Regions from separate parts of the Homo sapiens genome. Here regions 2 and 3 are each linked to region 1. Evidence: chromatin loops called from intact Hi-C (ENCODE). Cell type or tissue: Calu3. All regions are shown on one strand. Links, peaks and the distances in the headings refer to the core of each region. The heading gives the core; the rest is flanking DNA.

Region 1 (8,159 bases), core at 1,035-6,034:
TGATAAAGGGATCAATGCAACAAGAAGAGCTAACTATCCTAAATATATATGCACCCAATACAGGAACACTCATATTCATGAAGCAAGTTCTTAAAGAACCACAAAGAGACTTACACTCCCACACAATAATAGTGGGAGACTTTAACACCCCACTGTCCATATTAGACAGATCAATGAGACAGAAAATTAACAAGGATATTCAGGACTTGAACTCAGCTCTGGACCAAGCGAACTAATAGACATATACATAAGTCTCCACTCCAAATCAACAGAATATACATTCTTCTCAGTACCACATCGCACTTATTCTAAAATCGACCACATAATTGGAAGTAAAACACTCCTCAGTAAATGCAAAAGAACAGAAATCATAACAAACAGTCTCTCAGACCACAGTGCAATCAAATTAGAACTCAGGATTAAGAAACTCACTCAAAATTGCACAACTACATGGAAACTGAACAACCTGCTCCTGAATGACTACTGGGTAAATAATGAAATTAAGGCACAAATAAATAAGTTATTTGAAACCAATGAGAACAAAGGCACAATGTACCAGAATCCCTGGGACACAGCTAAAGCAGTGTGTAGAGGGAAATGTATAGCACTAAATGCCCATCGGAGAAAGCAGGAAAGATCTAAAATCAACACCTTAACATCACAACTAGAAGAACTAGAGAAGCAAGAGCAAACAAATTCAAAAGCTAGCAGAAGACAAGAAATAACTAAGATCAGAGCAGAACTGAAGGAGATAGAGACAAGAAAACCCCTTCAAATAAATCAATGAATGCAGGAGGTGGTTTTTTGTAAAGATTAACAAAATAGACCGCTAGCAAGACTAATAAAGAAAGAATCAAATAGACACAATAAAAAACTATAAAGGGAATATCACCACTGATCCCAGAGAAATACAAACTACCAGCAGCTGCTATTTGAATCTGATGGTAGGGATAGAAGAGGTGAGAGGAGCTCCATGTCCCTTCCCTGAGACACTATTTCCCTTTTGATATAGGCTGAAACCTTGAGTCAGAAGAGTAAGGGGCTAATGGTGGAATTTCAGATATGAGTGAGTGACAGGTGACTGAAGAGCTATGAAACAGATTTTTTTTTTTTTTCACATGAAGTTTCACTCTTGTCACCCAGACTGAAGTGCAGTGGCATGATCTCAGCTCGCTGCAACTTCCACCTCCCGGGCTCAAGCGATTCTCCTGCCTCGGCCTCCCAGGTAGCTGGGATTACAGGCACCTGCCACTACACCCGGCTAATTTTTCTGTTTTAGTAGGGATGGGGTTTCACCATGTTGGCCAGGCTGGTCTCGAACTCCTGACCTCAAATGATCCACCTGCCTGGCCTCCCAAAGTGCTGGGATTACAGGTGTGAGCCACCACGTCCAGCCAGCAGATTCTTATTCTTCCAGCTCAGGACCTTCATCCAGGCCTCACCTTCCCAGTGTCTGCTCAGAAACTCCTCACACCTCAAGTTCCCTCCGTTTTGACCCACTTAGCTTTCATCTTAACCTGATTTTCATATAATAGAACCTAGGACTTAATAACCCTGGGCATGGACCTGTCCCAGAAACCCACCAGGTCCTGCCTCCTCTTGTTCCCAGAATCCTCTCCATGTCCTTCTGTGGGTACTGCATGTCCACAACCCTGACCCACCCAGGTATGCTCTGATCCCCCCACACAGGCCATGGGGGGCGCTGACACACAGACACAGGGACAGCATAACATGAGAAATCAGAACTGCCAGCCTGTTGGTGAGCCCTCCTGCCACTGTGCCCTGCAAAGCTCTTCTTTAGGGATCAAGCAGGGCCCCTTCCCATCAGGTACAGGTGATTTATCAGAGGGATTGCCTCCCCAGGTGTGTTTAGTCTGAATCCTTACTCTGAGCCTGAGATACTATTAACTGGCTTGTGAGGAAGAATGGCTTTTGAGGAAGAAATATCAGTTATAGGAACTAAGAAGCTGTGTTGGCCGGGCGCGGTGGCTCATGCTTGTAATCCCAGCAACTGGGAGGCTGAGACAGGCAGACCATTTGAGGTCAGCAGTTTGAGACCAGCCTGGCCAAAATGGCAAAACCCCATCTCTACTAAAAATCCAAAAAAAAATTTAGTTGGGCATGGTGATGTGTGCCTATAATCCTAGCTACTCAGGAGGCTGAGGCAAGAGAATCCCTTGAACCCTGGAGGCAGAAGTTGCAGTAAGCCGAGATTGCGCCACTGCACTCCAGCCTAGGTGACAGAGCGGGACTCCATCTCAAAAACAACAACAACAACAAAAGCTGCATTATCTCAGTACAACTTAGCACAGCATGAGAACATTGACCCCACTTCATCCAGTAGGTTGGTTATTCAATTAACAGCTGTCTCTCCTAGTAGACCTTGTTAGTTGTACTCACTGTTGTATTCCCAGAACCTATCACATAGCAGTGATTAATAAATGTTTGAAGAATGGGTGAATAAATGAACAAATAAATGGAAGACCAGACAGGGGTAGGATTCATGTTGACTACAATCTAAGATACCTCTTCCAGGATCACGGGGAGGGAAACAGAGGACAAATGGGAGTATGGAGTGGTCCAAAGGTGCACTTAGAAAGCTGAGGGAGACTCCACAAGGCGCTTTCCACTTGAAACGTGAATTGGGGCTCAGAGAGTAGAGAGTCACCTCCTGAAACAGCGGGGTGGGATGAGCAAAGAGGGAGGAGGGAGGATTGAGAAGTGAAGGTTTAAAACAACTACTGCAGGTAATGGGACTAGATGCCAACTGGACTCATGGAGAAATTGCTGAGCAGCAGGGTGGCTCTGAAGTTTTAACTCTAATGCTGGGGCCGGCAGACACCATCAACCAAGAAAGGGAATGGAGGAGGAGGAAACTTAATTCAGGGAAGAGTTTATGGGGGTCAGGCTTCCAGATAGAGCTAGCTGTCTCAGTTCAACCAGAATTTATCAATTCTTGTATGGAGTACAAAGTAAAATAGGAGAGCTCTGCCCTAGAGGAGCTAGAAAATGCTCCTCAAATCTGAGGGAATCATAAATGCCTAAGTAAAACCACAGAGGATCTCATACTATGGCTCAACTGTGAATGAAAAGAATGCCAAAACCAAAGGTTTTTCTCATCTCCCTCCCCCTTCTCCTTCTTGCTCCTGTTTTAAACCAAAACGCACAGATTTCAGCTCCTTGGCAGGTGAACAGCATTCTTTTTCACCAAGTGTGAACTACACTAGGCAGTCTTGGAGCACCCCCTGTTGAGTCTTCAAGGTATTAAATAGTTAGCTCTTGGAAGATAAGCTTCTAGATTGTATACGTAGCAGAAAAATGCACTCATTCAGCAAACACTTTTTGCCAAAACATTGTAACAGGCACCATGACTATAAATATATGCCCTCAAGTTTCTTCTGGTCTAATAAGAAAAAAAAATATCACTGTTCATTAGGACTGGCACTCATTTCTAAACAGAAAGCCTGTATCGAAAGCAAATTTAGTGGGAACTGAGATCTGTTGACTGAATTATGGTTCCCCTAAAAAGACAAGTGAGTATAGTATCCTGTTAGGTAGAAAATAGAAAAAATCTAGTCCCTGTAGACTGTTTTTCTTCTAGGTCTACTCTCTAGCTCCCCAAATATTAATCTGATCCGGCACTACAAAACACTGCACGAAGCACTACAAAAACCCACACCTTCAAAGGTGCCAGGTGGTGAGGCAAATGTGGGTCAGGTAAAGAGAACAGACTGAAGTCAATAGTTCTGAACTGGAGCTAAATAAAGCCATGCAAACTTGAGCAAGTCTTTTTTTTTTTTTTACTGTAAATCAACAAATTACAGTTGTTTATATTCATGGAGTACAAAGTGATGTTTTGATATATGTATACAGTGTGGAATAATTAAATTAAGCTAATTAATATATCTATGACCTCAAATACTTACCATGTTTTGTGATGAGAACATTTGAAATTCACTCTCATAACAAGTTTGAAATATGGAATACATTATTACTAATGATAGTCACAACACTGTGCCATGGATATCCAAACACTTATTCCTTCTGTCTAACTAAACTTTTGTACTCTTTGACTAACATCTCCCCATTCCCTACCCCCAAGTTGCTGGTAATCCCCATTCTACTCTCTGCTTCTATGTGTTTGATTGTTTTAGATTCCACATATAAGTAAGATCCGCAGTATTTGTCCTTCTGTGCCTTAGTTCACTTAGCATAATGTCCTCCAGGTCCATCCATGTTGTCTCAAATAGCAGAATTTTCTTCTTTTTCAAGGCAGGCACAATAGTATTTCATTGTGTATATATGCCAAATTTTCTTTATGTGTTTATCCATTGACAGAATGAGCAAGCCTTTTTAGCTCCCTGAAACTGTTTCCTCACTAGTAAGATGGAAATTAAAATGTCTATTTTCAAGATAGTTATAAGGATTAAATAAGATACTAATGTAGGAAACTTTGCTTTTTTTCTGCCCATATGATATACAGGAAAGGGAAACACTTTTTAAACTGCTGATCATGCTATTGAAATGAAATATGGAAAAGAAATTTAAAAAATAAAGTGCTGATCAAGTTTTGGTTATTGCTGTTATTAGTCCATAGAAGGGTACCCTCCATCAAGGAAAAACATGCCTCTGTCTTGCTGGTGAGCCATCACTGACCCAGGTAAATGAGAGGAAGGTGAGGTAAATGCAGAGGTTTTATCAAAGAGTCTTTTTCATTTCACGAATAATCAAAGTTACACAGAAAAATTTTATGTATCTGTGGCAAACAGACTCTACCTTTTTAGCATCTTCAAAAAAAATATGAAGTACCTAGGAATAAGTATGACAAAATTGTGCAGATCTTAATGGTGAAAGTTGTAAAACATATTGAGAGATATTAAAGACAGCTTACTTAAATTAAGAGATATACTATGTTCATAAATTGGAAGACTCAGTATTGTAAACATGCCAATTCTCCCAAATCATTTATAAAATCAATGCAATTCGAGTCAAAATGCTAATCAGTTTTTAGTGGCATTTGAAAAGATGATCCCCAAATTTATGTGAAGATGCAAAGGACAAAGAATAGCCAAGATGCACCAGAAGAAGAAGAAAAAGAAGGAGGAGGAAGAAAAAGAAGAAAAATGTAGGACTGGCACTGTCAAATGTCAAGACTTGATATAAAGTTACAATATTTTAAACAGAATGGATTGGTACATAGATCAACAGACCAATACAATAGAGTCCAGAAAGAGAACTTTGCATTATATGAACACTTGATACATAATAGAGGCAGCACTGCAGGGCAATGGGAAAGAACGGTTTTTAAATAAGTGCTGCTGGGACAATTTGCTATCCATATGGGTTAAACAGAAATCAATTCCAGGTATCCAGTACTTAACAGAAAAGGCAAAACTAGGCCAGGCTCAGTGGCTCATGCCTATAATCCCAGCACTTTGGGAGGCCAAGGCAGATGGATCATTTGAGGTCAGGAGTTCGAGACCAGCCCGGACAACATGGTGAAACCTGTCCCTACTAAAAATACAAAAATTAGCTGGGCATAGTGGCATGCACTTGTAGTTTCAGCTACTTGGGAGGCTGAGGCAGGAGAATCATTTGAACCCAGGAGGCACAGGTTGCAGTGAGCCAAGATAGCACCACTGCACTCCAGCATGGGCAGCAAAGCAAGACTCTGTCAAAAAAAAAAAAAAAAAAAATGAATGAAAGAAAAGGAAAGAAAAGAAAAGAACTATAAAGCCTTCAGAAGATAAAATGGGAGAATATTTTCATGAGCTTGGAGAAGATAGTTTTCTTAAACAGTTACCAAATGGCTGGGCGCGGTGGCTCACCCCTGTAATCCTAGCTCTTTGGGAGGCTGAGGTGGATGGATCACAAGTTCAAGAACAGCCTGGGCAAGATGGTGAAACCCCATCTCTATTAAAAATACAAAAAAATTAGCTGGGCATGGTGGTGGCGCCTGTAATCCCAGCTACTTGGGAGGCTGAGGAAGAGAATTGCTTGAACCTGGGAGGTGGAGGTTGCAGTGAGCTGACATCACGCCACTGCACTCTACCCTGAGTGACAGAGCGAGACTATGTCTCAAAACAAACAAAAAAAATTACCAAATGAACTAACTGTTCAAGAAAATATCAATAAATTTTTACTACATTAAAATTAAGAAGTTCTGCTCATCAAGTCTTCACCATTAAGAGAGTGAAAAGGCAAACTTATATTCACAATACTTATAACTGATTAAAAATTCATATCCAAAATATATAAGGAACTTCTTCAAATCAGTAAGAAAAATGGACATACCAATAGAAAAATAGGAAAGATATTAGAACTGAACCAGTACTTTACAAAAAAAAAAAAGGAAGAAAGAAATATAAATGTCCCACAACCTTTCTTGGTTGCAGGGAAATGCTAAATTAGAACCACGATGATATAACAGTATATAAAAACCAAACATTTGGCCAGGCACGGTGGCTTACATCTGTAATCCCAGCACTTTGGGAGGCCAAGGCGGGCAGATCACTTGAGGTCAGGAGTTCAAGACCAGTCTGGCCAACATGGCGAAACCCTCTCTCTACTAAAAATACAAAAATTAGCCAGGCATGTTGAAGTGCACCTGTAATCCCAGCTACTCAGGAGGCTAAAACAGGAGACTCACTTGAACCCGGGAGGCAAAGGTTGCAGTGGTAGTGAGCCGAGATCATGCCACTGTATTCCAGCCTGGGTGACAGAGCAAGACTCCAACTCAAAAAAAAAGCAAACATTTTTAAAGTTGATAATATTAAGTGTTAGTGAGGATATAGAGCAACTGAAACTCTCACACACTGCTGTTGGGAGTATGATTTATGATTTGTACAACTGCTTTGGAAAACTGTTTGGGGTTGTCTACTAAATTTGAATATGCATATATTAAGTGATCTAGAATTTTTATTTCTAAGTATATACCCTACAAAATACAGGTACATGTGTGCTAGAAAACATGTACAAAAATGTTCAGACCTCCAGCCTGAAGTAGCTTTTGTTAGAAAAAAGAATGTTCACAGCAACATTTCTCAGTACTCAAAAAACTGCAGACCACTCAAATTCCCATCAAGAAGGCAGCAAATAAGTAAATTATGGTGTATTCATATACAGCCAGGGTTGAAAAACTTTTCTTATGAAGGGCCAGATAATAGGATATAGGATTTCGGGTCATATGTAGTCTGCCTCATATTTTGGCCTTTTTTAGGGGGCAGCAGTGGAGAGTTGTTTGTTTTAAAATTTTATAATTGTAAAAAACATTCTTAGTTCACAGGCCATACAAAAACAGCCCACTGGCTGGATTTGGCCCATGGGCCATAGTTTAGCCACTCCTGATATAAAGAGAGTCTACCTATATAGCATCAAAAATGAATGAACTATAGCTACTTAAAACCCTATAGAAGAATCTTACAAACGTAATACTGAGCTAAAGAAGCAAGATATAAACATACACAAATACATAAAAAATCACATATGCAAAAACATCATAAGCAAAAATCACAAAAATATAATTCCATTGATATAAAACAAGTGCAGTGAAACTATGGAGCTTAGGAATGCATAAATAGACCTTAAAACCACAAAGAAAAGCAAGAAAATAGTTACCATACAAATCACAATTATGAATACTTCTGGGTCAGGGAAGGGATTGGAATCTGAAGGGGACCTCTGGGGCACTGGAGACATTCTATTTCTTGACCTGGACAATGGCAATATAGGTATTTGTTTCATAATTATGTAACTTATACATTTGTGTTTATTGTTTATCAAATTGTATGTCTATATTTTATGCATTTTTCTGTGTGTGTCATGTTTAAATGTGTCATCAATTGAATTTACAAAGACAGTGGTACAGATGCAGCCTCGTTGTCTGGGATAACACCCAAGGTTCTTTGTCCCACAGCTATGGAGATCAAGGATGTGGACACACAAAGGGTGAGGTTAAAGCAGAAGTTTAATAGGTGAAAGGAAAAGAATAGCTCTCTGCTTCGGAGAAGGGCCCCAAATGGGTTGCTGTACTGCAGTAAAATGTAAGGGTTTTTATAAGTGAGCTAGTAGGGAGAGGGTACTTTATCTCATAGGGCATGAAAAACCAGTTAGGACCAGGTGCGCCATCTGCATGGAGTGAAACCTCTGGCAGCCCCACC
Region 2 (8,159 bases), core at 1,344-6,343, 610 kb before region 1:
GCAAATATCAACTCAAAATAGCACTAAAGGTAAAACACAAAAGCTTCTAGAGTATAACAATGAAAAAAACCTTCATGATGTCTTCCTCATGTCTACCCTTTGGAGTAGACAACTACTTTTTAAACAGGAAACCAAAAGCACTAATCAAAAGAAGGCAATAGATATAGTAGAGGTCGTTAAAATTAAGATATTCTCAGGCCAGATGCTGTAGCTCATGCCTGTAATACCAGCACTTTAGGAGGCTGAGGCGGGAGGATGGCTTGAGCCCAGGAGTCTGAGAACAGCCTGGGGCAATATAGCAAGATTCTCTACAAAAACAAATACATGAATTAGTAGTCCTAGCTACTTGGGAGGCTGAGGCAGGAGAATTGCTTGAGCCGCAGAATTTGAGGCTGCACTGAGCTACGATCACACCAGTGCACTCCAGCCTGGGCAACAGCACAAGACCCTGTCTCTATAAAGTAAATAAATAAATAAAATTAAGATATTCTCTTCATTAAAATCACCAGTAAGAGTGTGAAAAGGCAAGCCACAGACCGAGAGAGCATATATCCAAAAAATAACTAGGATCCAGAATATATAAAGAACTTCTAAAAATAGGAAACGTGCACACATCCCAGAAAGAAAATGGAGAAAGATGAAGCACTTCATGAAAGAGAAGATCCAAGTGGTCAGTCATCACACATAAAAACATTGCTTCACATCATTAGTCACCAGGAATATGCAAATTAAAACTACAATGAGCTATTACTACATGCCCACTAGGAAGGCTATTAAAAAAAAATGAAATGAAAATCAACAAACCTGGCAGTAACAAGAGCCATGGGCGTGTGGAGCAATCGGAACGTTCACTTCTGCTGCTAAGAGTGTAAACTGGTAGAACTACTTTGGAGAACTGTTTTGGCAGTTTTTACTAAAGTGGAATATAAGTATATCCTGTGGCTCAGCAGGCTTTACTAGATATGCACTGAAATGTATAGTATGTACACCAAAACCATGTACTAGAATGTTTATGGCAGCGTTATTCATAAAATCCCCAAAGTGGAAACAATGCAAAATCCCCCCAAAAGTTAACAATATCATGTATATATAAATTATTACATATTCATATAACGGAATACATCAATAAAAAGAACAAAACCCTGCTACATGCAGAAATGGAGAAATCTCATAGATGTAATGTTGAGTGAAATAAACCAAATGCAAAAATATACACAATAAGTTATTACATTTATGTAGGCAAAACTAAATGATGGAAATAAAAGTTAGATTATAGTTACCTTTGAGGGAACACTGAGTGGAAGCACAAAGTAGCTGTTGGAGGTGCTGATTATGTTCTAGATCTTGAGCTGGGTGATAGTTACATAACCCTATTCACTTTGAAGAACTCACCAAGATTTCTGAATTTTACTTTGTGTATGCTATAGTTCTATAAAATTATACAAAAATTAAGAATATTTTATTTAGAAAAAAATGTCTAAAAATATTTTTACTCATAAAAATGTGGTTTATTTGATCAAATTAAAAAATATGCACAAAACAAACATAAAAAAAGGCTGGCACCGTGGCTCACACCTATAATCCCAGCACTTTTGGAGGCCAAGGCAGGAGGATCGCTTGAGGCCAGGAGTTTAAAACCAGCCTGGTCAACATAGCAAGACTCTCTCAATAAAAGAAAAATTAAAAAATTAGCTCGGCGTGGTGGCTTGCACTGTAGTCTTAGCTACACAGGAGGCAGTGGCTGGAGGATCAGTTGAGTCCAGGAGTTCAAGGCTGCAGTGAGTCATGATCGCACCACTGCACTCTAGCCTTGATGACAGAGCAAGACCCTGTCTCAAAAAAAAAAAAACAAAAAAAGCAATTACTGTCTTCCTCTTTTTTCTTCATTACCAAAAACCTTAAAGATAATCTTATCAATTTTAATAACTATATTGACTTAGGTGGTTTATTTCCTTCTTTCTCTTTCTAAATGGCTTTTGATTTTTTTTGTTTCCAATTGTTACATGTGTGTCTTCAATTATATACCAATGCATATTCTCTTGAAAGAAGTTACTGACACAAATAAGTATAAAAGGTACTGTTTTAGGTATGCACTGTGGTTTCCATTTTTCTCTTTTTAACTTTTTTTTAGGTTCAGGGGTACATTTGCTATATAGGAAAATTACATGTTGCAGGAGTTTGCTGTACAAATTATTTCATCACCCAGGTAATAAGCATACTACTTAAAAGTTTTTCAATCCTTACCCAAAAAAAAAACTGAAAATGAACAACAAAAACAGAATGAAAAAAAATCCAGGATGGTTGGGTTATCCTTTTAAAATTTCAATTACAGTCATGTGTCGCTTAATGGTGGGAGTGTGTTTTGAGAAATGTGTTGTTAGGCAATTTCATCGTTGTTCAAATATCAGAATGCACTTACACAAACCTAGGTGGCTAGGTGGCACAGCCTACTACACACTTAGGCTACTTGGTATAGCCTATTGCTCCTAGGCTACAAACCTGTAGAACATGTTACTATACTGTATACTGTAGGCAATTGTAACACAAGGGAAATATTTGTGTATCTTAAGAAATTTAAACATAGAGACGGTACGGTAAAAATATGGTATAGTTGACTTTAAAAGGTACACCTGTAGAGTGTGTACTTCATGAATGGAGCTTGAAGGACTTGGTGTTGCTCTGAGTGAGTCAGTGAGTGAGTGGTGGGCAAATGTGATGGCCTAAGACATTACCAAACGCTACTATAGACTTTATCAACACTGTTCACTTAGGCTGCACTAAATTTATGCAAACATATTTTTCTTTCTTCAATAATAAATTACCTTTAGCTTACTGTCCTTTTTTTACTTTATAAACTTAATTTTTAAAAACATTTTAAATCTTGTAATAACACTTAGTTTAAAATGCAAACACCTTGTACAGCTATGCAAAAGTATTTTTATAGCCTCATTCTATGAGCTTTTTTTGTATTTTCAATATGCATTATTTATATATTTTTAAATTTTAAACTTTTTTGTTAAAAACAAAGACATAAACACATACTTAGTCAAGGCCAAAATAGGGTCATCACGATCACTGTCTTCCCCCTCCACATCTTGTCCTGCTGGGAGGTGTTCAGGGGCAATAACATTATGGAGTTATTCCTATGTCATCTCCTATGATAATGCCTTCTTCTGGAATACTCCCTGAAGGACCTGCCTGAAACTGTTATACAGTTCACTTTTTTTAATAAGTAGAAGAACACCCTAAAATAATGACAGGAAGTATATTATAGTAAATACATAAACCAGTAACATAGTTGTTTATTATCATTATCCAGTGTTGTGTACTGTACGTAGTTGTATGTAAACATGACTGGCAGTGCAGTAGGTTTGTTTACATTTAGCATCACCTTGAACATGTGAGTAATGTGTTGTGCTATGACATTATGTCAGCTACCACATCACTGGGTGATAGGAAATTTTAGCTCCATTATAATCTTATGAGATCACTGTCAGTATAGGCGATACATCATTTACCCAAGCCTGACTGTAAATGGAAAAGACCAACATGACCACTAGATGGAGACAAAACCCAAGACTAAAGTTTTCTTATAAAAAGTTACACATTCGTGTAAAAAATGAAGTCTTTATCAAAGAAATAAAAAGTTTTAATATATTACCAGAGTAAATAAGTTACTTCATATTACTTGTGTTTAATTCTATAGATCTAAAACAGGTCTCAAGAAATCATCTCAGTTTGTCTTATAGCAAAACTGAATGAACAATGGGATGTTGAATGCTATCGTTTTTCTTCGGAAAAGTAGATGCTAAAACCACTTTGGTATCCTCTTGTAGGTTCTAACAGTCCTGATTTAAATTAAAAGCCAACCAAATCCTTCTTATATAGTAACTAACCATCTTTTCAAATTTCTTGAATCCTGCCAAATGGACTAATTATTTTAAAGCAATTATTTTGTTTCCCATTCTGTCATTTAATGGAGAAATTGGTCCTTCTGATTATAAAGGTTGTGTTACTTGGAATTTTAAAATTCCAGTGAATTGGTGAAACATATTTTTTTAAATAACAGGCCCCCCTGAAGATATATCCCTAGAATTTGAGGATGAGGTCATCTTATGCTTGCCATGGAAAATAATAAAAGAATAAAATTAGTCATATCTGGATATCTATTTTTAAAAATCGACTTCATAAAAATATAACTTATGTACAAAAACCCTGCATTACTCTTTAAAACCCAGTGACTTTTGACAGTTGTGTACACCTGCAAAATCATTACCACGATCAAGCTACGGCATATTTCCATCACCTCCAAAAGGTTCTCCCTGCCCTTTTGTAGTCCAACCTCTGTCCCCGTGACCAAGAAACCACTGAACTGCTTTCTGCCTATAAATGAGTTCATGTTTTTTCCAAGAAGATATTCAGTTGTTCCAGCACCATTTGTTTAAGAGAATGTCCCACTGAATTCCTTGGCACCTTTGTCAAAAATTAATTATCTATATCTGGATTTATTTCTAGACTCTGTTCTGTTCTATGGATCCACATGTCCATCCACCAATACTACACTGTCTCAATACTGTTGTTTTATAGCTAGTCTTTTTTTTTTTTTTTTTTTTTTTGAGACGGAGTCTCGCTCTGTCGCCCAGGCTGGAGTGCAGTGGCGGGATCTCGGCTCACTGCAAGTATAGCTAGTCTTAAAATTAGGTTATAAAAATCCCGATTTTAACGTTTTCTTTCTTTTTTTTTTTTTGACACGGAGTCTCACTCTGTTGCCTAGGCTGGAGTGCAGTGGCGCGATCTTGGCTCACTGCAGCCTCCGCCTCCTGGTTTCAAGCAAAAGCAATTCTCCTGCCTCAGCCTCCCGAGTAGCTAGGACTACAGGGGTGTGCCACCATGCCCAGCTAATTTTTTTGTATTTTTAGTAGAGACAGGGTTTCACCATGTTGGCCAGGATGGTCTTGATCTCTTGATCTTGTGATCTGCCCACCTTGGCCTCCCAAAATGTTGGATGGTGTGAGCCACCGTGTTTTCTTTTTAAATATTGCTTTGGCTCTTATGATTTTCAACTACTAGGATTTTTGCTTATCTATGTTCGTGTGCCATAAAATGCAATTCTCTCCTTATTGCATGAGTTCTCTTACATGAGGTGTCTAAAATAGTCATGCTCCTAGAAACAGAGAGTAGAATGGTGGCTGCCAGGATCTGGGGCAAGGGTAAACGGGAAGTAGTTATTCAATGAGTATAAAGTTTTAGTTATACGAGATGAATAATTTCTAGAGATCTGCTGTACAATCTAGAATCTCTGCAGTTCTAGAGATCTACAAGCGTTGTGCCTATAGATAAAAAAAATACTATGAACTAAAGTTTTAACAGGGCAGATCTCATGTTAAGTGTTCTTCACACAATAACAAGAAATTTGCACATAAGTATGGAATCTTACATGGAAGGGGAATATAATTAATAGATTTAGTGGCCAAGCATGGTGGCTCAAGTCTGTAATCCCAGCACTTTGGGAGGTCGAGACCAGCAGATTACTTGAGGCCAGGAGTTTGAGACCAGCCTGGCCAACATAGTGAAACCCAGTCTCTACTAAAAACATAAAAAATTAGCTGGGCATGGTAGCGCACGCCTGTAATCCCAACTACTTGGGAGGCTGAGGCATGAGAATCACTGGAACCTGGGAGGCAGAGGTTGCAGTGAGCTGAGATCATGCCAGTGCACTCTAGCCTGGACAACAGTGAGAGTCTGTCTCAAAAAGAAAAAAAACAAAAATTGAAAAATAAATAAATAAATTTAGTTATAGCCTATGTACAACATATACTTCATATGTGGATAAATGGCAAGCATATTTAAAAGTAGATACAAGTAACCAAATTCAAAAAATATAAACTGCAGCTTTAAAAGCAAATGCAGTTGCTTGTGCTCCTGATAGTAATTGTTATGTCCTCAAACCCTACTATAAATAAACTACATAAAAATAATATTAAAGAAAATGGAATTTTGGTTATTATGATAGACAAACTGGTGGTATACAGATAATATTCAAAAACACCACAGGTAAAAAGCTGTGACATTTGAACATGAGCTTTCTGGGAACTTAAGAAGATACACTAAACATGCACCAAATGATGCATTCTTTAATCAACTTTACAAATACATATCAAATACTAGTGTATGGTGAAGAGGAAAGGTGGTAGAATCAGATAGACAAACCTCCATCATGCGCACATGGCATGACAATGGGCAATCCGTGTAAGTTCTATAAACCTGATTTCCTTTTATACAATGATTATCTCAGAGAGTTGTTGTGAGGCTCACATGGTATCACACACGTGAAGCACATACAGCATAGTTGGCCCACAGTGAGCACTCAGTTGTTAGCTATTAATATTGTCACAGAGGTTTGGTGTACCACATCTTATATATATATAAGAACTTTCATGAAGATCAGATGAGACTATTTCATTCATAAAAGATGACTGGAGGACATTGATAAACACATAGCTTTTTAAAAAAACAATATGATTTCGATGTATTTCATATTGATATTTATTTTTAAAGTATTAAAGAAATTGACAAAATAAATAACACCATATGATTTTTACATTTAAATAACAAACTAGCCTACAACAAGATAGATATTATCCCTGATTTACCTATGAGAAAACCGAGGGGTTTTTTTTTTTGCCCAAAGTGACCCACAGGTGGCACTGAGGATTTGAACTCAGTTTGTCTCACTCAGAGTTTAATGCTCTGTGTAACCATCCTTCTGTGCCTCCAGGGAATGATTTCAGGCATGTAGATCTGTGCTTTCAATGGAGTAGCCATTAGACAAACATAGCTGAGAACTTGAAATGTGACTAAATCCAGATGTGCTGTAAAATACACCCTGTATTTTGAAGACTTACTGCAAAAAAAAGTAAAACATCTCAAAAAATTTTAAATATATATCTCATATTTTGGATGTATTGTCATATATATATAAAATTAATTTCACCTGTTTTTAATATGGCTCTTACGATTTTCAACTGCTAGGATTTTTGCTTATCTATGTTTGTGTGCCATAAAATGCAATTCTGTCCTTATTGCATGAGTCCTCTTATATGAGGTATCTAAAATAGTCATGCTAAAAACATAAAATTACATGAGGCCCATGTTTCTATGTGTTGGCACTGATTTAGATCATTTCCACTTAGGTTCTGAGAAGTAAAATTTTGGAGTTTCCAAGGGAAATTTCCAGGAATTTAAAACATCAATCAGCTACACTTAATCCTTCTTGGTTTACTCTCTTCTGAACTTAATAAAGATAGACCTTAAATATCCTTTAGAGAAAGCATTTCATATTGAACAAATTGAGTGGTCATCTAGTAATCCTACAGATGGACTGGAGCATCTTATGATAAACTAATTATAGCAAAGACATAATGATTTGGTGATATTATTTTGTAGGCAGTTGCATAAATTCCTAGAGCCATTGCAGGTAGGGTGAAGATGGTGTATGTGTTGATCAGGAATCAAGAGTTGATCCAGAGATTTCATTTTGGTATGGGACATAAATCTCAGTATAGTCTCTGGGCTTCTTCTGATCATGATTTTCCAGCATAGTGTTAGATAACATAATAGATGTCAAATAATACAAATAAATGTCTTCAGATTGTAGTATAAAGACTCTAAATCCCACCACTGTGGTAGGCTGTGGGTTGGAAGGCTCCCTGGAAAAGCATATTTAAGATTCATAAAAGCAAAGGCAACTAGTTCCACTTTAGGCCTAAGAATGACGCTATGAATCTTGAACAGTCACAAAAATTACCTCTTCCTCAAGCATATGTTAATCAAAATTAAACCCTTAGTTATGAAAAACTCAGATTTTATTTTTTAATAAGTCTTTGTATAGACTTTCCAAGATTAGAGAAAATTCTGTTTGTAAACTGAGCTATTTAGCCGGCCTAAACTGGAAAGTAGAAGTAATCCTTTCAAAGCACGATTAGTGACTGCCTTCTGTGCACAGAGCAGTCTAGTGAATGCTCTGGAAAGTATAAAGGAAGCAGACAATACAAATTCTGCCCTCAGGGGTGGGATTTGTCTTATGTGTAGAGTTTGCTCTCTAGCATCAGTGAGTGAGTGTTGAGGTCTGAAAACAAGGGAATAGACACATCTTAGGT
Region 3 (7,568 bases), core at 1-5,000, 520 kb before region 1:
TAAGAGACAGACACTTGGTTAGTGGCTGCCTCATATAGCACTTTTGAAGAGGCCTAAGTCAAAACTTGCAATATAACATTCTATTGACTTTCTTAAAAATATTTTTTCTGTACCTAACTTGAGCATAAGGGTTATTTGAGCAAGTAACATTAACTCAGTGGAAGGCATTGTCCTGTGAAATATTCTTAGGCAGATCTGCCCACATCTTTATTGAACTTGAAATCTAATATTTCTAGTATTTGAACAAAGCAGAAGGTTAAGTCAGGGAAGAGCAGTGCTGTCCATGATGTAATGGAAGCTACCAGGGGAGGCAGTGTCTGGATGATGCTGTGCTACCTACCCCTGCACAAGCCATGCTGGCTCAGTCTGAGCTGTGGGCCACATCAGCTAGTGGCTCTTCTCATGCATCAGTTAGGTGGGTCTGGGTGAGAGTTATAGTGAGGGAATGGTCACTAAAGTATCCTGACAAGTTCCTAGGAAAAAAGGAATAAAGTTTTTTTCCTTAAAAAAAAAAAAATTGCTCTTGGCTGTGAAAAGAGGTACTAAATGCGATTCAGTTCACCGCTAAGGAAAGTGATGACATAGCAGTTACAGAGGGTGATAAATCTCTCCAGCTAATTCAGGTCATTTTGTGAATACTATGTATCAAGCCCTGAAAATATGGTAAATAAAACGTGACAGGGAAACCTTTTTTTGATTGAATATTGTTACATAGTTAAATGTGCTATATATCCTTAATATTTTATATTGATCCTGCAAAATCTGTTGGTTTTAGGGGAGTTTTGTTTTTTGTTTCTAACAATTTTCAGACCTGTTGGTATAGGAATGTAGAAGTCTTTCAGATGATTTGAAAGCAGCTGCATTTGCTCTTGGAGGCTTTGGGAGAGCAGGAATGAAAACATTCAGAGGAAGACATCTGTAGGGAATTCTTCTGTTACTTACCAAAGAATAAGTGTCTTTCTGGTGTTTTATTTCCTATCATAAAAATACAACAGTGCATTTACAAGGTTAAAGATTCCTCGAAGTTCTAGGAAATTCTTGAAAATATAAGTGGTGCTTAGAAAATTCAAGCATTTAGGAATGTGACCTTTAATTCAGGTATGTAAAAGACTTTTTTCCCAAACTTTTAAAAGTAGGAAATACAATAAATACAGAAAAGTCATATGGTTGAATAAATAATTATAAATTGAGCACTGATGGAATCCCTCTACAGGTCAAGAAATAGCGCAGTGTCCTGGATGCCCATTATATTGTTTTCTCCTTTCTGGGTAACAAGCCCTAACTTCTGTAATTTAAAAGCTCCTACTTTTGCCACAAGGTGGTGCTTCTGCCATTAGACGCAGTTAGGAGGATGCAACTGCAAATCTAAAATTACGAAGTTAGTGTAGTTGCAATAAACTTAGAACATATGCATTAATACTAAACCTATGCAGTAATACCATAATTAGCCTTCTAATCATGTAATTTGCTTTACTTAGGTATTTCATTTGGTTCAGCCTGTTATGGAATTTACCAGCTTGATAAATTTGCCTATAAAGTTTTATAAAGAAAAGGAATATTTTGTTTTCATAAAGAGGAAAATCCATTCTTAGAAAAAAACTGAGTAAAAAAGTATCTCAATGGGCTGGGTGCAGTGGCTCATGCCTTTAATCCCAGCACTTTGGGAGGCCGAGGAGGGGGTTCACCTGAGGTCAGGAGTTTGAGACCAGCCTGGCCAACATGGTGAAACCTCGTCTCTACTAAAAATACAAAAGATTAGCTGGGCATGGTGGTGTGTGCCTGTAATCTTAGCTACTCAGGAGGCTGAGGCAGGAGAATCGCTTGAACCCAGGAGGCAGAGGTTGCAGTGAGCCGAGATTGTGCCATTGCACTGCAGCCTGGGCAACAAGAGTGAAACTCAATCTCAAAAAAAAAAAAAGTATCTAAATGTAAAATATCTTTTTTGGAAATATAGAATTTAAAAGCGACTTTCCCCCAAAGAAATCTGATGTCCTTTTTGTATCTGTCATAAATTTAATTCATAGTATTTTGGGTTTTTTTTGTTTTTTTTTTTTGAGACGGAGTCTCGCACTCTTGCCCAGGCTGGAGGGCAGGGGCACCATTTCGGCTCACTGCAAGCTCCACGCCATTCTCCTGCCTCAGCCTCCCAAGTAGCTGGGACTACAGGCGCCCACCACCACGCCTGGCTAATTTTTTTTTTTTTTTTTTTGTATTTTTAGTAGAGACAGGGTTTTTCTGTGTTAGCCAGGATGGTCTCGATCTCCTGACCTTGTGATCCACCCACCTCAGCCTCCCAAAGTGCTGGGATTACAGGCCTGAGCCACCACGCCCAGCCTATTTTGTGTTTTTTTAAAGCTAACTACCATTAAGATCATTATAGAAGTTTGGTATAATGAAGATTTGGGTTTTTCAGTCCAATGAGTTTCCATATTCTTGAATGAAAAAGATCCACATTTCATCATTTGCCTGTTTCATTTTCTTTTAGTACTTTTGAACTTAGTTTGGTCAGAAAATACTAGAATTTTAGTTTGATCTAAAGAACCAGCTTATATAACTTGCTGTTGCCATGTACATTTGTATGTCTTTGCTGTGTCAAATAACTGGATCTGATTTTAGCTCTTTTTAAGTGGTGAAAGCAATGCATTTTTATTCTTCAAATTCAGACATTGAATGTGTATTAAAATGTGTGTGCTTACCTTTAATCCTCTCCCCACCGACAATTAGGAACACGTTTCTCCAATTACTGTTGGCAAGACTACCAAGAAAAATTGTTGAATTAGAATCCCAGCACCGGGCACGGTGGCTCACGCCTGTGATCCTAGCACTTTGGGAGGCCAAAGCAGGCGGATCACCTGAGGTCAGGAGTTCGAGACCAGCAGGGCCAACATGGCGAAACCCCGACTCTACTAAAAATACAAAAATTAGCCAGGCATGGTGGTGGGCGCCTGTAATCCCAACTACTCAGGAGGCTGAGGCAGGAGAATTGCTTGAACCTGGGAGTTGGAGGTCACGGTGAGCTGATATCACGCCATTGCACTCCAGCCTGGGCAACAGAGCAAGACTCTGTCTCAATCAATCTATCCATCAATCGATAAGAACCCCAGATTGTATAGCTACATGTTTTAGCCCCCTTTTCAAAGTATATGTTCTCCTTGGTACTTATTTTGACATTCTGACTTTTCTACATATGCTTTATCAACCTCTTAATTAAACCATCATTGTCTATTTTGAGAGATAACTGCGCTGCTTCCCGTTGTGTGTTTTAAATGTTATTGTTCAGTTTGAGTCAAATAAAAGGATATTTAATCTGTGGTGCCTTGACATTAAAAGTGGTAAAGTGATTTTTAAAGGGCTCTTGGCTGGCTTTTGCACATTATGGCTGATTAACAAAAGAGGTTTAATGGATATTAGGCTGGTTGGCCCATGCAAACTTTGTTCTGCCTCTGAGCCACTGTGTAGTCAAGATGGTTCATGTACAAATACCCAAAACTAGTGCATAAGTACCCTTGATCACAGTGCCTGTTCAATATCAGTACCAAGTGTTTCGTGTTTATATTTTATGTAAAAATCAGAATTTTCTACATAGAAGCTTATAACTGCAGTCTACCTGTTAGTGCATTTGAACTGATGGGATGGTATATCTGACTTTGAGTACATTTTGCTAGAGGCAAAAGGCCATTGCTTAATAGGCTGAGAGGCCCAACTGCATTTCCGTTGGTTCTTGGGTAGTCTGGAAATGAAGGCATCCATTTTACACTCATTAAAGTGTTTTACCATAAACGATGAGATAAATAAATAAACCCATCATAGGTATCCTGAAAGTTTCTAGTGGTTTGTCATTCCAGTACTGATTTCTGAGGTTTTTAGTAGTTTTAAGTCCAGATCATATTTTTAAAACTTGAAAGAGTATCAACTTTACAGAAAGTTGCAAGAATAATGGATAACTTTTTATAGTTTATTCAGATTAACCAATTTTTGACATTTTGTCATTAAAAAAATTCTATATGTGCATATATGTATATGTTATATACATATATTTTCATGTCAAATGTGAACACACACATAAAATTTCTCAATCTTTTGACACTAGGTTGGAATGTCATGTTCCTTTACTCTTTAATACTTCATTGTATGTTCCCTAGGAACAAGAATATCCTTTTATAACCACCATACTGTTAATCTACAGTCCATTTTCCAATTTTTTTATTTGTTCCAATACTTTCCTTATATAGCATGTTTTTCCCTCTAGTCTAGGTTTAGTTTTATTCTGTGAATATGTAGAGTATCAACGTGCTTCCTGAAGTCTAAATCATTCAAATGCACACTCAAGTCTTACTCCCTTCCCTATTCCTTTCATCCCTTTTTGCCCCACCCATTGTAGGTAACCAATTTCATTTTTGTTTATTCTTTTCACCAAAATATGCAAATTTGTACATTTTTTCATGTCCCCTATTTTCTTACATAAAAGGTTTTATGCTATATATACTCTTTTTGTCTGAACAAATGGAGTTTTTTGTCCTACAAACTACTCCATGTCATTTTATGGAGATCTTCCTTTTTTATAGCCTCATGGTACTCCATTGAGTTTAAATGCCATAGTGGATTCTGTCCTCCTATATTTGTGCCTTTTGGTAGTTCTGATATTTACAATTACAAATAATACTGCAATGCTAATACTAGTATTTTTAATACTGCAATACTAATACTAGTATTTTAAAATTTTTAGAAGTGTTATCTTCAGAGTAAATTCCTGGAAATGTGATTATTCGGTAAAAGAGTAAATGTACATGTAGTTTTGTTAGGTGTTGCCAAGTTCCTTTTTATAAAAGTGGTATTCCCACCAACAATATGTGGACTACCTATTTCTCTATAGCCTCACCATCAGAAGAATGTATTGTCGTCAGATTTTTGATTGTTTGCCAAACTGATGGACAAGAAATGGCATCTTAGTGTAATTATAATTTGCATTTCTCTTATGAATTAAGTTGAATTTGCAAAAATATGCTTAAGGCACATTTTTACACCCATTTTCGGTGAATTGCTTGTTCGTGTATCTTACTCATTTTTCTAGAATGTCTAGTCCCCTTTTTCTTCACTCGATATAAAAAGTATTTTTTAAATATTAGATATTAACCCTTTGTCTATAATATATTGTAAAATTTTTTCCCAACTTCTTGTTTGTATTTTTATTTTGCTTATGGTGACTTTTTTTGCAGTGCAACAGTTTGTTTTTAATGTAGTCAAATTTATCTGGTTTTGCATCTGGAGTTGGTTTTTGTTGTATAAATGGTGTCTAATTGAACAGAGGGTCTTTTAAGGAACATAACTTTTTTATTTTTATAATTGCATAATTGGACTTTATGAAGTCCAACTTACATTGATTAAGGTGTAATGTTTTTGTGTTCTGTTCAAGAAAAACATTGCTTACCTTAAGCTCATGTAACTTCTGTGTTATCTTCAGAACTTTATGTTTTGCCTTTCCAATTCAACTCCACAGTCCAGCTGGGAATTGATTTCTATGCTCTTAATTGCTATTGGGCTATTTTTTTCTATTTTGTTTCTGCTATGTGCTTTGTTTCAAATCAGATCCTCAGAACATGAAAGAAAATAATTATCTGTTAATTTAAGCTATTGATTAATATTGCATCTTACAGATGGGGAAATAATGATTAAAGTGGATTGTTTTTGTTTTAACAACAATACCATGTAAAAATATCTTTAAGGATATTTCTAGAAAACATGGCCAGATCAGCAACTCATTTTCACAGGATGTAAGCAATAGCTATCATTGATCTTACATGCTTTTAAAAAATGCTTCTAATAAGATTTTTTTAATTGCCATTTGAGGCCATTATTTTTGAGCACCAGAGAAAGAAAAGTTGTATTTTTTCATACTGGCTCTAACTGCCTTGTGTTTCATAAAGTTCATGCTATGATAAAGACAAATTCTAGCAATTACAGTTGAAGATGCAGCTTGCAGGCAGTGGAACAGGGAAGGTTGTGATGATCATATATCTCAGGGGAAAAGTCTGTACACAGTGAAGGAAACATGTAGGATCTGAAGGTGAAAGTCCGTTCTTGACCCACCAGTTAGACTATTCGACAAAATCATACGATATTATAAAAGGCTGAAATTAAGGGTAGAGTGATAAAAATCGAAATTGTGTGAAGAAAATGACCATGTCTTTTTTTTTTTTTTTTTTAAGTTCGAGAGAGTTTTGCTTTGTCGTCCAGGCTGAAGTGCAGTGATGTGATCTTGGCTCACTGCAACCTCCATCTCTCCCAGATTCAAGTGATTCTCCTGCCTCAGCCTCCTGAGTAGCTGGGATTACAGGCACGAGCCATCACACCCAGCTAATTTTTTTCTATTTTTAGTAGAGACGAGACGGGTTTTCACTGTGTTGGCCAGGCTGGTCTCGAACTCCTAACCTCAGGTGATCCGCCCACCTCGGCCTCTCAAAGTGCTGCGATTACAGGCATGAGCCACCATGCTCGGACCATGCCATTTATGCTGTACTTACAAGTTTAATTCCTAAATAACAATTCTTAACAGCAAGTGCCTTCTGGCAGGCTGTGGACTCCCAGCCTGGGTTCATCCTGAATTCACCTCTTCCACAACCTTTTATTATGTGATGCCATAACTCTCGACACTGCCTTTCCCATTAAATTGAGTTTCCTTAAGGGAATGCCCCTTGCTGTTTTTGTCTCTGAACCAAGCCTAGCATGGTGCCTGGCATAGAGCAGGCTCTTAGTAAATACTTAATGCATGACTATGTGAAGACATAATAGATTTTGTTAAAAGAAAAAAATTCCAAAGCACTCACAGAAATAAAGCAGAGCTGTTAATTTCCCCCTCACTCCTTGACAATGGAAATAACTCTCGTAAACACAAATGACTGTGCTATGCAGTAGAGGCATTAGAGTCTTAAGTTATGAAGTCAATGACTTGATTTCCAAACACCTTCTTACCCAAAATTGCCACCCTAGTCAGATTGGTTCAGTTGGCTGATCAGACCAGTGACTCATCTGTGACAGTGGCAATAATTAGGAACCTGTTACAGATAAAGATGGACTGTTGTCCTCTGTAAACTACTGAGTTTTTTCCGAGTATAAATAGTATTTGTGAAAAATGCAAAAGAATATGAAGAAAAAGGATATCAAAATCCTGCTATTAACATTTCACTGTGCGCCCTTTAACGCTTCACATAATTGAAGTGAAATTGTATCAGTTTGTGTCCTGCTTGTGTTATTCTGAAAGCATTTTCTGTGTTACTAAATTTTTCTCAAAAACATTTCTTTTAATGGTTGCATAGTGTTTTGGGTCATGGAATACCACAGCATAATATATTTTTCACTATAATAAATAATGCTTGATGGAGTCATCTTTTTACATAATATTTTTATACTTTTTATGTGGAGATAGGGTGTGAGAAACCTACATATATCCATCATCCTGCTTCAATCCATTTCTCTTCCCCAGGTCCAGATGATTTTGAAGCAAATTCCAGACATTGTGTTATTTAATCTGCATGTATATATGCACATGCGTATATATAATAAACAACAAG

What was found. A loop is a pair of places that touch in the nucleus more often than their neighbours do. Peaks named below come from ENCODE experiments on the same cell type or tissue, not always from the same donor. Only the 100,000 strongest peaks of a DNase experiment are listed, where the experiment ranks them.
Region 2: it touches region 1 in a loop (9-fold over the local background); 66 of 110 quality-filtered maps call a loop at or near these places.
Region 3: it touches region 1 in a loop (8-fold over the local background); 58 of 110 quality-filtered maps call a loop at or near these places.

The regions. Positions count from the first base shown.
Region 1 is chr11:93,890,640-93,898,798 of GRCh38, reverse strand. It overlaps the pseudogene LOC101060084. Among named protein-coding and RNA genes, the nearest start is that of VSTM5, 44 kb to the right of the region's middle. In Calu3, for the core only: no CTCF peak of the experiment used is centred there; a DNase peak (open chromatin) is centred at 3,228.
Region 2 is chr11:94,500,284-94,508,442 of GRCh38, reverse strand. It overlaps a transcript of MRE11 not described here. Among named protein-coding and RNA genes, the nearest start is that of C11orf97, 8.1 kb to the left of the region's middle. In Calu3, for the core only: a CTCF peak has its summit at 3,581 (motif pointing right); no DNase peak of the experiment used is centred there.
Region 3 is chr11:94,411,331-94,418,898 of GRCh38, reverse strand. It overlaps MRE11 (MRE11 double strand break repair nuclease), which reads left to right. Exons shown (of 20, transcript NM_005591.4): 20 at 1-3,329. Among named protein-coding and RNA genes, the nearest start is that of GPR83, 14 kb to the right of the region's middle. In Calu3, for the core only: no CTCF peak of the experiment used is centred there; no DNase peak of the experiment used is centred there.